Regions from separate parts of the Mus musculus genome. Here region 1 is linked to region 2. Evidence: chromatin contacts called from ENCODE POLR2A ChIA-PET data. All regions are on one chromosome and are shown on one strand. The core of a region is the stretch at or near the end of the contact, and the rest is flanking DNA. Distances in the headings are between cores, read along the strand shown. Region 1 holds the start of Oaz2 (ornithine decarboxylase antizyme 2). Region 2 holds the start of Plekho2 (pleckstrin homology domain containing, family O member 2).

What was found. ChIA-PET counts read pairs that join two places held with the same protein, here RNA polymerase II (POLR2A).
Region 1: POLR2A ChIA-PET joins it to region 2 with 16 read pairs in embryonic stem cell. The contact joins the promoter of Oaz2 here to the promoter of Plekho2 in region 2. POLR2A ChIA-PET finds 5 or more read pairs at or near these places in 4 of 5 experiments (Patski and embryonic stem cell).

What each region holds. Positions count from the first base shown.
Region 1 is chr9:65,675,116-65,682,330 of GRCm38, reverse strand. Oaz2 (ornithine decarboxylase antizyme 2) reads right to left here and starts at 5,783. Exons shown (of 5, transcript NM_010952.3): 1 at 5,566-5,783. The coding sequence starts at 5,585.
Region 2 is chr9:65,578,456-65,585,345 of GRCm38, reverse strand. Plekho2 (pleckstrin homology domain containing, family O member 2) reads left to right here and starts at 5,259. Exons shown (of 6, transcript NM_153119.3): 1 at 5,259-5,408. The coding sequence starts at 5,397.

The DNA of each region.
Region 1 (7,215 bases), core at 4,534-7,033, 96 kb before region 2:
AAAGGCCATGTGTCTTAGCCCCAATACCACAAGCAAAAGGAAAAACTCAGCAAGTGCTCATTTGTAGTCCCAGGTCTCTGGAAGCTGAAGCAGGAAATTGCTCTGAGTTGAAAGCTACATGGTGATTTAAGGGTGTGAGAACTTGTCTCAAAACAGTCCAAAAAACTTCCAACTGACTTTGTCATCTCCCCCCCCCCCACACTTTTTTTTTTTTTACTTTGCTCAAACACAACCTAATCTAATACTTGGAATTCAAATTCTCTGATAGTTTAGTTTTTCACTCCAGTGAAGTCTCAACCCATTCAGGTCTGTTCCCTTTCATCCCCACGGCCTGTCAGAGAGGATTATCACAGAAATAGGAAAGTAACTGCTACACCAATGGTGTGCTCTTGTTTGATTTATACAAATAACACAAATCACACCATCAATCAGCTGGCCTTGGTAGTATCAAATAAAAAGACACAAAAATAACACTCCCAGTATTCTACATTCATTCCCTCCACTTCTTCTGACCCACTCATGTCTCTCTCAGATCCTCCTTCACACAATACCCAAGGCAGCCTCAATTCCCTCACATGGGTGGTTTGTACTCTAGGGCTAGGAACATCTCCGATGAGTAATCCTTACGTAAAGCAAGACTAATCCAGAACTACAAGCACACTTAGCAATAAGGATGCAAGAAGAAAGGTAGGAAGTGTCAGCCACCTTCAATCTACAGTGACCACAGAGAGCGATTTCCAACTGACAATTCCTCTCTGCATCTGAGAGATGCCATGTATGGTGCAATGCATCAGTCAATTAAGTCACTTCATCAGAGCTGTTACATGCTCCAAAAGGAGTCTACACAATCAGTATGATTATAAAAAAATGACATCACCACTCTGAATCATAGGCTGAAAGCAAAAATAGATTTTAGTTGATTTTCTACAAGAAACATACATCTGATCGCAGCCCTAATATCTGTAGCAGATGTTTGCCAATCACACAACTAACATTGGTACATCTGCCAATGACAGGCACAACCCTATTGCCACTTGTGGTTGCTGGATAGCTAACAATCGTACTGCACTGCAAGATATTTTTATATTTTTAAGTCTTCAGTGTAGTTTATACTGTTAGCTCTTCGCATAGTCCAGCCTCCCCTCTGAGGGCAGGATTACATCATTGTTTATATCAAAGGCCCAGGAAATGTTCTTAAAGCTTCTCTTACACAAGACATTTGTTGCTGCTGCTGTTTGCAGGAAACTATCTTGCTCATCTACTGAGCCATTAGTCTACTCTATAACTTCCTGTTTTGTTTTTGTTTTCTCTTCTGTCATAGTTTACCACCAAAGTCTTATTGACCATGTAGCCCTGGCTAGTCTAGAATTCACTATGTAGACCAGGCTGGCCTGAAACTTGACGGAGATCTGTCTACCATTGCCTCCTGGGATTAAAAGCCTGTTTCGCCATGCCCAGCCTTATCACTTTTGTTTGTTGGTTTGCTTTTTCAAGACAGGTCTTCTCTGTGTAGCCCTGGCTGTCCTGGAACTTGCTTTGTAGACCAGGCTGGCCTCAAACTCAAAGAGTCCACCTGCCTCTGCCTCCTGAGTGCTGGGGTTAAGTGTGTGCCACCGAGCCCTGCTTATTTTATGTATGTTGGTATTTTACCTCTGGAGTCCAGAAGGCAGCTTTGGGTTTCCTAGGGTTGATATTACATATGATTATGAACTACCATGGGGATGCTGGACACTGGGAATTGAACCTAGATCCTCTTAACCACTAAGCCATGTCTCCAGTCCCAGCCCCTATCACTTTCAATGAGCCTTGCAAATCTAACTACTACACTCCAGTTCAGAAAGGAATGAATGGCTTTTCCCATAAATGCTCATTTATAACAGGCCTCTGCCCTACTCCTCAGTCTCCTTCATATATAAGCGCAGCTCTAGGGCTAAATTTGGGTTTCTTGGCAGAATGGAGAATTGCTATTAATAGTCCCCATTGCTTTCTACAGCATACACCCAATTTAGGGATGTTTCTGATTATACTAGCTATCCATCTCCCTACTGCCCCACACTCATCAAGCAAAACTGATGAGAAAGGAGAATTAACAATATCAAATTATTTGGAAAGAGACAGAAATTCCATTACAGAGGAAGCCATGCAGTGAAAATACTATAGGTAGCCCCTAAAATGTTCTTGGGAGCTCCCTACCCCAAAAAACAAGGCTGTGGAGCCTAATGTTTTCCTCTAGAGCCCATCATATAGATTGACTATAATATGGCTAACCAAGCCAGTGTTGACTATACTCTACATACTCGACTGTCACAGGGTACCAAGCAAGCCCTAGACAGATACTGTGTCCCAGCCCCTACAAATCCAGGCAAAGGTAAGGTAACAAAACTTGATATCCTCTTCAATGTAAACCTATTGTTCAAAGCACATAATAAAGGGGTCTTGTATTTGCTCTTCTTCCTTCCCCCACCATCAGGAATTCTGACATTTTGGAGATATAATCTGACTGCTAGAAAGGAAGAGCCTTGTTTTCAAAACACTGCCAGCTCCTCCACAACTATTTCTTCCAGGGAAGTAGGCCTCCCTCTCCTGAATTTTTCACTGGAGCAAGGGAAGCTGGAAAGCCCATCCCCCACCCAATGGGAACTAAACTCTCAGCCAGCTCCCTACAGTGCACATTAAAAATACCAACAGTGCCTGGGAAGAACTTCCGGCTGTTATCAGAACCCCAGCTAAGACTCCAACAGGATTCCGTTCAGAAAGTTAAGGGCCAGCACAGGAGAAGGGAAGCTGGGAAGCACACTATGGAAACAAGACTGCCATAAAGCAAAGAAACCAGACACCCTGTACACCCCACCCCACCCCCGGGCCAAAGGAGAAGAGCCTGATCCAAGGACCAGCTTTTGCCCAGGCCCTGGCAGGCCAACTGACTCCTCCCTCCACCTGCCTCACACAGCCAAGCCCCTCAAATTACAAACACACTAAAGCAAGGGCCCTGGAGACAAGTGAGCCTGTTTTGCCACTTAGGCAGAGCTGAAAGAATCCTTCCAAGTTATGCTAACTCAACCCCCTACTCTTTACATGTAAGCACATTGGCTAAGTGCGGCACAGTTAGAACTCAAGGAAAGCTCACACTCAGGTCGTGAAAGTCCTTAAGTGTTGGTCTCAAATACTCAAATCTCTGGCGCAAGCTGCAAAGGACTTGGCACCTAGACCCAATCAGTCCAAAGGACTCCTAAGAATGACCGCTGAAATGCCCCACTTCCAACCCCAGGGAAAAAAAACCCATCTCACATACTCCCCAACCTTGCTCTCCATCCTCAGCACACACAATCTTCCGGACCACAACAGCACCTTTTGCATCCTGCATCATCCAAGGATAAACCCACCTCCACCTCCTGAGCTGTGAAGGACTGGGTTAAAGAAGATAGACTCAAAGAATGGAATGCTCTGGGGACCTAGATGGAGAGTCTCAGAAAGGGAAAAGGGAAAAGGAGGATGGGACTACCAGCAAAGGTTTGGTAGTTTGGTGACATTGGCTCAAGCACAACCTTAACAAGCCAGGAAATCGGGAGTGAGTGAGGTTCCTATATGAAAAGATGAAGTTGGAATAGAAATGGCCAAAACTGGAGCAATAAATATATAAGGTAAAGAAGAGTTCTTAAAAAAATAAATAAAATAATAAAGGGTTTCTCTGTGCAGCCCCGGCTGTCAGCTGTCATAGAACTTGATCTATAGACCAGACTGGTCTTGAACTCAGAGATCCACCTGCCTCTGCCACCTGAGTGCTACGATCACAGTCGTGCACACCATCACTATCAGACTAAAAGTTTCTTTCTGAACAGAAGGAGACCAAGAAGTCACTTGTCACTAGAGGGGCTAACACTGCAGGAATAAAGAAAGGCTAAGGCCTCCTTGGGCTGAGAGTATTTTTCAACCCAGGCTCCACATGAGAACTGGAGAGCTTTAAAATACACACCACTTATCAGGCCCTACCCTAGGCCATTTGGAGCAATCTAGGAAAGAACAGATAACTGGTTTTTTGGTTTGTGTTTGTCTAGCTAGGTTTAAGACACACTGAAATGTGAGGAACACACAGCTGGAGAAAAGATGGAGCTGGAAGAAGCATCAAGTAGGAAATCGAGAGTATCAAGATCACTTGGTGAAAAAGGAGCTCAAGCTTCCAGAGGACCCTTGAGTGGCAGAGCCCTATGTAAACAGCCACAAGAAAGATGACTTGTAGGACGAAGTCATCTGGTTTTGGAGGGATCCTGACAGTTTAAGGAAAGGATCTGCTTACTCAAGGTCAGAGGCTATAAAAAGTCCAATGTGAAGATAAAAGATCTAGTATGGGGACTGAATGGGTTTCAAAAAAGTTTTGGAGGGTTTAGCACCGAGCCTTACAGGGGAAGGCAAAGGAATCATTTCTGAATTGCTAATGAAAGCCAAGATAATACATAAGCAAGTGGCATTACAAATCCTGAGGGATCAGAAAATTCTGGAATAGCTTTGGAGAAGAGCGTCTGTCTGGGACAGAAATGTGGGATATCTGAGGACATGGAAAAAGGGAGGGTAACTAAAGGGATGACTTCTGCCTACTTTGGTTGAAAGTTAAGAAACCCACACCATTTCAAAAGAATAATGCATTTCAAATCCTGGGGGAAACAGGGATTGGGTCTTGAGGTAGGTAACTTCCAAAGGCCCAGGATCTGGTTTTGGAGGCCCTGGAGTGAAATTTAAAAGGGGGTAGCACTTAATGATCTTCCCAGGAAAGGGGAGAGACTAAGTTGGGCATTGTAATGATTTTAAAGAAGGGGGGGGGCGGTAAGATGAGTACCAACTGAGACTTTGTAGTGTTTAAAGGGTAAGAGTGTGTAGAAGAGTGTTGGCAACATCATTGGAAAAACAGGCTGGAGGGCAGGAATGGACTCCATAGTGTTAGAGAAATAAAGAGTGGGGGTTCCCAGACAGGAAAATGGGGCCTACCTGGAGAAGGGTGGGGAAGAGAGTGGGACTGCACATCCCAAGGAGGTGGGAAGAGGGGGAAAGGGTTGAGTTGAGAACTGCCGGACAGAGCTTGTCTTTGGGGACAGCCAGGCAGGGCTGAGAGGAGTCTGCCTGGGAAGCAATTTTCACTAGAGAATGGATTTAAAGCGATTAAGTGACTTGTGGAGGAGTAAGAAAGATTTAGGGAAGATAAGAACCAATTCGGGGAATCTGTGGGAGAAAGCCCACAGTATGGGGGACTGGGCACCGTCCCACTGGGCTTAAGAAAACGGAGCGACTGACTGGCTATGTCCAGGTTTTTTTTTTTTTTTGGGGGGGGGGGGCTCCGGGCGAGGAGAAAACCCGGATGAGGGGGATGGGCAGGGCTGGAGGAAGGGGGCTAAAGGACGGAAGGAGGCCCGATTTCAGGACTCGGGTGGCAGTGGCTGGGATGGCGAGAGGAACAGTGGGAGCGGATGGAGCCCCCTGGGGGCTGGGGGCAGGCTGCGGGGGTGGGGGGGGGTGCGAAGGCCTCTGGAGCTGCGGAGGGAGGATGGGGGCGGGGAGCCTGCGCCGGGCCGTTACCTGTCCTGGGTGTTTATCATCCTCGGTGGCTCTGCTCAGGGTGGGAGGAGGCGGCGCGGGGAGTGGGTAGGTGGACGAGTGGGTGGGTGTGGGGTCGCGCGCGCGGGCCGGTCTCTGTGGGCTAAGTCCCTGTCAGGCCGCGGGCCGAGTGCCCTCCTCTTGCCTCAGCGAGCGCCTGCCTCCAACTGACCCTCCCCGGCCGCCGCCGCGCAACCGCCCCGCCCCCAAGTACCTCATCTGCATAGCCCCACCCAGCGCCGCTTGGTGTCCTGGGAAACTGGGGCCCACAACAAAGGGCGAAGCACCGCCCCGCCTGGGCGCAGGCGTACTAAGGGCAAGCTATCATCTCGGGAAGAGGGGCGGTAGCCAGGGAGAAGAGGGGAAAGAGGTCTCTCTCGATGCCAGGAACTCAGGTTCTGCTTGGCTAAGGCCAGTCTTCATTTCTGCTTTTGTTCTTTCTTAATCATTTATGTATGTTTATTTTTTATACACATTGGTGTTTTGCCTGCATGTATCTCTATATGAGGATGTCAGATCCCCTGGCACAGGAGTTACAGACAGTGTGACCTGCCATGTAGAGGCTGGGAATTGAACCCAAGTCCTCTGAAGACCAACCGGTGCTCTTATCCGCTGAGCCCTCTCCACTCGTTCATGTCTGCCTTTTGTTTGTTTTTTGATACAGTCTTTGTAGCTCAGGCTAGCCTCAGACTCACTGGAAGATGACTTGGAAACCCCCATCCTCCTTCCTTTACTTCCTGTCCTGCCAAGTGCTGGAAATAGTGTGCCTCACCACACTGGGCACTTGCTGCTTTTGGTGTGTGGCCAAACCGAAACCGGAGAATAGTATTTGTAAACCCATGTCACTAAACAAAACAAAATCTGAAATAGAAGAATACTCCTCATAGAGTAGCACCATTTCCAGTGTGAATCTAATCCCACAGATCTTTTCCTTCAATTCATAGTACAATGACAGTGGCTTCCAGCCAATCGGTGCAAGCTGCTTCAATCGATCATGCAAGGCACCTAGTGCACTGCCACTGTCTTACCTGGCCCTCTAATCACAGAGGCCAGGCAGCAATGTACACACACCCCCAAATCCCAGCCACACTCACAGGAGAACCCTAGTTGTCAAACCTGTGCAGTCAACTTAGACTGCAGTCAGTAGAGACTGTGTAAGCCTTTATCTATCTTAGCACCCAGGAAGCAGGGGCAGGTGAGGCTCTGTGAGTTGAAGGCCAGCTTGTAGTACGCAGGCAACAAGTTCCAGGCTGCTTAGTGTAACATGGTGAGACCCTATCTTGGGGGTGGGGGAGGGAGGGGAGAGAGAGAGAGAGAGAGAGAGAGAGAGAGAGAGAGAGAGAGAGAGAGAGGTGGGGCAGAGGGAAAGGGAGAGGATGCACTCTCAGACCACAGTGGTCACCTCAAATCATCCGTTCATTTAGTCAAAGTTCAGTAAATAGCTACATACTATGTGCTTCTAGCATGGGCAGGAATCCAGGAAGCTTCCACAATGGGCCAGGCAATGTACCTACCTTGGATGTCACAATCTGTCCAGAGAGAGAGGCCATCACAATATGAGGTAAGTACTCAGTCTGAAGGACACTGCAAAGAAAGCAACACGCAGAAGAGACAGCTTGAAAAACCTGTACT
Region 2 (6,890 bases), core at 4,010-6,509:
GAAGAGGGCATCAGATCTCATTACGGGTGGTTGTAAGCCACCATGTGGTTGCTGGGAATTGAACTCAGGACCTTTGGAAGAGCAGTCAGTGATCTTAACCACTGAGCCATCTCTCCAGCCCAAATTTATAATTCTTATTCTCAGACCCTTGTGCCCTAACATTTTATTATGAAAATATTCAAGAAAATATAATGCAGAAAGGTTAAAAGAACTTTACCGTAGAGCCCAAGTGATCGTTCAGCAGTTAAAGGCACCTGCCACCAAGCCTGACAACCTAAATTTGATCCTACAGACCCATTTGGTGGATGGATGGATAGAACCTACTCTTCTAAGTTGTCCTCTGACCTCCACATTTGTACCTTGTCTCTGTCTGTCTCTTTCTCTAACACACACACACACACACACACACACACACACACACACACACACTCACGTTTTGTTTTTTCAAGACAGGATTTCTCTGTGTAGCCCTGGCTGTCCTGAAACTCACTCTGTAGGCTAACTTTACCTGGAACTCAGAGAGTTGCCTGCCTCTGCCTGTAGCTTCTTTTGGGTTTTGAGACAGGGTCTTGCTAGAGAGTTCAGGCTGGCCTAGGACATGCTATGATACAGCCCTGGGTAGTCTTATACGAGCAATTCTCCTGCCTATGCCTCTTAAGAGCTAGGAATACATGATGCCAACATCCCTGGTTGTGGTGTGTGTGTGTGTGAAATTTGGGAATTGTTTTGTTGTAATGATTAGATTGATTCATTTTATTTTGTGTGCCAGTGATTTGTCTGCATGTATGAATGTGTGCCATGCGTTTGTCAAGGCCAGAAGAAGGCACTGGATCACCTGGAACTAGTTACAGATGGTTGTGAACCACCTTGTGAGTGCTTAGACTGGAATCCAGGTCCTCTGTAAGAGTCATCTCTCGGTGAGGTGGCTCAGTGGGTAAGAGCACCCGACTGCTCTTCCGAAGGTCTGAAGTTCAAATCCCAGCAACCACATGGTGGCTCACAACCATCTGTAACAAGATCTGACGCTCTCTTCTGGAGTGTGTGAAGACAGCTACAGTGTACTTACATATAATAAATAAATCTTAAAAAAAAAAAAAGTCATCTCTCAGCCAGGCAGTGATGGAACACACCTTTAATCCCAGCACTCTGGAAGGCAGAGGCAGGTGGATCTTAGAGGTGAGCTGGTCTCCTTCCAGGTAGCCAGGGCTACACAGAGAAACTGTCCTAAAAAACAAACAAACAAACACAAGCCATCTCTCTAGTTGTTTGTTTTTTGCTTGTTTGTTTTAATTTTGTTTGTTTGTTTTTTTTGTTTTTTTGGTTTTTCAAGACAGGGTTTCTCTGTGTAGCTCTGGCTGTTCTGGAACTCACCCTGTAGACCAGGCTGGCCTCGAACTCAGAAATCCACCTGCCTCTGCCTCCCGAGTTGTGGGATTAAAGGCGTGCTTGTTTTTGTTTCTTTTTTTTTTTTTTTAAAGATTTATTTATTTATTATATGTAAGTGCACTGTAGCTGTCTTCAGACACACCAGAAGAGGGAGTCAGATCTCGTTACGGATGGTTGTGAGCCACCATGTGGTTGCTGGGATTTGAACTACAGACCTTCGGAAAAGCAGTCGGGTGCTCTTACCCACTAAGCCATCTCACCAGCCCTTGTTTTTGTTTCTTGAGACAGGGTTTCTCTATGTAGCCCTGGCTGTCCTGGAACTCACTCTGTAGATCAGGATGGCCTCAAACTCAGAAACTGCCTGCCTCTGCCTCCCAAGTGCTGAGATTAAAGGCATGTGTCACCACTACCCGCTCTCCAGTTTAAGCATCTAAGTTTTCTGACTTATATTTTAATTTATTTTAAATAAGCACGTGGGCAAGGAATTCTAAAATACAGATTAGGTACTATTTTATTGTATTGGAATGTGTTAGACATTTTTCCCACCTAAGCTTTTGTAAGAGTAACAACAGTGAGTCCTTGTAGGAAAAGAAACCTAGAGCTCAACTTGACTACTCTGGTGTTTCTTGGACTCTGTCCTCCTGCCCACTCTACCTCTGCTGTTCTGTCATTTGGGCCTTGATTGGCGGATGCAGAGGGGCGGAGCCAGAGTGAGTCCTCACGTCTGCTGTCCAACTTCCTTCTTTGCTGCTCTGGGTTGGGTGCACGTGTGATTCTCTGCTTGCTGCCGCCGCTGTGAGGCCGAATTCGAGGGAGACATAAAGCTACTTATGGATTTCTTTCTAAACCCAAATCCAGATTGGAGGCAGACATTTAGAGGGAAGGGGTTCTTATAAGATTTTCTTCTGTAGAACTCTTCCCGGGTCTTACCCATTCTCTCACTGAAAGGCCCCAGTGCAGGCTAAAGAAATAACTGTAACTTTATAGCAAAGGGCAGTATCATGTGATACTAAAAAGATCCCTGCCTCCCTCTCTGTCCCCCACACTTAGGATCCTTTCTCTCCAAGCTTTTGCCTTCCTTCTTCTGTAGTTGAATCTTGTGAAGAAAGTGTGGTTAGAAGAGACGAATGAGGAAAGATTTTATGATTTTGTAGCTTCCAGAGCACAAATCAGGCACTGCAGCTCTGGTCTCTCTTCTCCAAACTTCCTGATGCTGAGGTAGAAGCCAGCCAAGCCACACTGTGACAGCCCCAAACAGTAGGACCTCACCTTGAACTGCTTCCTTACCTTGCTTGGTGCTCTCCCTTCTCCTCTCTGCTGCCCCCACGATTTGGGGGTCCAGTTGAAAACCTACACCCTATCTTTGATTTCCCTCCTTACCTACCGTTAAAACTTTATCTTCCTCCAAAATGTATACAGTCTGTTAATGTCCTCCCATTCTCATTCCACACCACAGCATGCTGTCATCTCGTCTTAGTTAGGGTTTTACTGCTGTGAACAGACACAGGACCAAGGTAACTCTTATAAAAAACAACATTTAATTGGGGCTGGCTTATAGATTCAGAGGTTCAGCCCATTATCATCAAGGCAGGAACATGGCAGCATCCTGGCAGGCACAGTGCAGGAGGAGCTGAGAGTTCTACATCTTCATCTGAAGGCTGCTAGCAGAATACTCACGGGGCTGATGAGATGGCTCAGTGGGTAAGAACACCCGACTGCTCTTCCGAAGGTCTGTAGTTCAAATCCCAGCAACCACATGGTGGCTCACAACCATCCGTAACGAGATCTGACTCCCTCTTCTGGAGTGTCTGAAGACAGCTACAGTGTACTTACATATAATCAATAAATAAATCTTTAAAAAAAGAATACTCACTTCCAGGCAGCTACCATGAGGGTCTTAAAGCCCATGCCCACAGTGACACACCTACTCCAACAAGGCCACAACTCCAAATAGTGCCACTCCCTGGGCCAAGCATATTCAAACCATGACACACCTCTACCCGAAATCACAGCAATAGATGGCTAGTTTCACTCTAATTATAAGCTGTTCTCCAAACAGCAAGAGATGGGGCTTGCTTGTTTGTTTCATTAGTTGGTTTTTAGAGATGGGGCTTCTCTGAGTAGCTTTGGCTGTTCTGGAACTCACTCTGTAGACCAGGCTGGCCTGGTCTCATAGAACTCACAGAAATCTGCCTGCCTCTGCCTCCTGAGTTGTACAAGTGGGATTTTATTTTGAGTTGTTTATCTTCCTGTCCAAGGAACTCTGTGCAGGATGGAATGTTTCAATCTTGGAGGAAACTGTTATTCAACACTGTGGCCCTGGCACACTGTTTTCTATATCCTTAAAAAAAACTAATTTGCCGGGCATGGTGGCACACACCTTTAATCCCAGCACTCAGGAGGCAGAGGCAGGCGAATTTCTGAGTTCGAGGCCAGCCTGGTCTACAGAGTGAGTTCCAGGACAGCCAGGGCTACACAGAGAAACCCTGTCTGGAAAAACCAAAAAAAAAAAAAATTATTTTATGTATATGAGTGTTTTTTCTGCAGTTATGTCTGTGCACCACTTACATCCCTGGTACACGAGGAAGCCAGAAGAGAACCTCGGATCGTCTGGAACTGGAGTTCCAGACAGTTGTGAGCCACGATGTGGGTGCTGAGAATCAAAGCCAGGTCCTCTGGAAGAGCAGCAAGTGTTCCTAACCAATAGGTCATCTCACAACCCCTCTCCACCCTTTAGGTGTAAGGACCAGTTCCAGGCACGAGGGGCAGTGTGTTCCATCCTCTTTCACGTTGAACTGAAAAGGACCTGAGCCCAAAGGCCAGCAGAGGGCAGTGAAAGAGAAGTTTGGTCAACTGATGTAGCTGAGGTTAGGTCACCCAGAGTCAAAACAGATCATCATTAATCTATCCCACAAGCACAAAATTCTGGGTGCTGTAGCATGCAGCACACCTGACTAGGAAAGATAGTGTGTGTGTGTGTGTGTGTGTGTGTGTGTGTGCGCGCGCGCGCGGGATGCTGGAGGTTTGGCTGTGACAGTCACTCTCCGAGCCTGTTTCTTCAAAATAAAAATAAAAGTACATGGTAGAACTTAAAGGGTTTCTTCACTCTCTAGCAACGTGGTCAGGTCAGGGCCGAAGGGAGTTAGGGTGATGGAGTCGGCTCACAACATGAGAACCAGAAAGGGGTTGAACGAGGGAAAGGAGAGCACAGAGTTTGGGATTTCAGAGACCCTCTATTAAGGAACCGAGTCCAAACTTGATTCTGGTCATAAATTCCAAGCTCATGGCCGGCCCCACCCTGAAGTTCCACAGACCGAAGACCATAGCCACTACTTCAAATTGGGGGAAGAAAGGGGACGAGCCTCTTTGTGTACTCATTTCTGAACTGCCCTGGCAGCTGGATCCAGTCCCCCGCAACCCAGGCCCACTGGGTTAGGCAACCTCAAAGGCATCAGCTACCCACTGCCTCCCGGGCTTGCTTGGTCAGCCGCGCCCCCGCCCCGCCCCGCCCCGCCCCCGCCCTGCCCCACCCCGCCAGCATCCCTCGCCTCCGCCTCTGGGCCGGAAGCCCCCTCCCCCTCCGTATCCCCCACCTCCCTAGCCTCTACCCCCTCCCAGTCCTTCTCCCTGCTTTGGTCCGGGAAACCTCTCTCCGCCCTCTTCCTGCTACTTCAGCTCCGCCTAGGTTCTTCCGTCCATTCCCGGAGCTGAAGACAGGCCCCGCCCAGGATCCGCCCTGGCCCCGCCCCTGAACCCCCCACCCGGCCATGCTCCTCACCCAGCTGCGGGCGGGGGCTTGGAGGCCGCTGTATCCCTCCCTGGCCCCGCCCCCAGCCCCCGGAAGCCCCTCCCCGGCTCCAGCCCCGCCCCCCGAAGTTTCTTGGGCCCCGGGCGCCCGGCGGGACAGAAGACAGCAAGCCGCCGCCCGGCTGCGCGTAGATGGAGCAAGCGGAGCCCGCGCAACGCGGGCAGCAGTAAGCGGCGAAGCCGCCGGACCTTGCAAACTCGCCATGGAGGAGGAGGTGAGGGCGAGGGCTGGGCCAGACGGAACAAGAGTGCTGGGCTCGGGTGCTGCCCGTCCTACTTCCACGGGTCTTTCTGCACAGTCCTTCCCTTCAAGCAGAACCTGGACCAATGGGGTAGGGGCGGGATGGAGGTCTCGTCTGCATCCCGCCGACAGCATCCTCAGTTATGTTTTGGGCGTTTCTTACCAACTGGAAACAGTGCCTGTCATGGTTCCCATTGGATTGATGGGGAGACTGAGGCTCTGGAGAGTTGGGTGACTTGCTGAAAGTAGACAGGGTTGCTGTGCTTGAATCCCGTTACACCCTTTCTTGGCTTTCTTTGCCTGCCTCAGCCAGGTCTGCTTCTGAGGTGTGTGTTAGGGGAGGGAAGTTCTTCAGGGTCCTGGGTCACTGTTTTCAAGAAATCTGAGATTGTAACGGAGCCTGATGGCAGGAACGAAGAAATTGCTTTTGTCTTCCTTGTGTAAATATCTCAGAGTTCCCAGTGCTCTTGAGCTGTGTCTATCAGAGGATGTTAGTTGAAGGGTCAGGTCAACTGAGTCTCCCGGTAGCAAGGACTGGATCAGCAACGTCCCTTGGGCCTCCTCTGCCCTCTGCATACAAACTAGATTTTGGCCACATTCTCGTTATCCAAGTATTCAGTATACAGCAGTCACTTATTGCACGAGTAAGAAGACATTCTTATCCCTTGAAGGGCGGGGAAGAAGATGAAGCCTTCCCTCCTGTAGCCACCCAGGCCAGCTGGGGAGCCTTCAGTGAGCTCAGCCATCCGTATTCCTGTCAGTGAGCACTTGCGTATTTCCTGGAGTCACTGCAAGGCTGGCTGTTCCCTCTAGGCTAGACCCCGAGTTTCTGTGAGGTGGTAGATAAGTCACTTCCCCTCTCAGCCCGGGTTTCCTCTTCTATGAAACACAGGGCCTACCCTCCTCCGCTAGACCTAACTGTGGTCCCTGCACTCAGAGTGGGTACAGGTAGGGGTCAAAGTCAGGCCACTATGTTTTGCTGTGGTTTCTTTCCTTGCTGTCATGGCGGCTGCCTGCCCTCGGTTCCACTCCTGCAATGGCTGTGCTCTCTGTCCAAAGCCCCTCCCCGTGCTCCCAGAGGATGTGGGTCAGAATTACTCCATCTCCTGATCTGCTTTGGTCCCCAGTTAAAGGAAGTTCTCCTGGGGCTTCCTGGGCTCAGCAAAGTCAGCCCTGTTCTCCCTCTGGTCCCTAATCTCTAACATGGCTACTTTGTGACTCCCAGATATCAAAAACTCCTGAAGTATCTGGGTCATTAAAGTCTTGTCCATGTTCCTTCCTCCCTTGAACTCCCAGGTCTCACCCACACAGTCAGGGTATCTCTGTGCCTGTCCTTTCTTTGGTACCCCTGACTCTTGTCGATTCCTGCTGATAGAGTTCACGTGTTCGCCTGTGTCTCTGTATCCATCCATCTCTAAAACACCTCTTAATCATGGTTACTTATCTGCCCTTGACC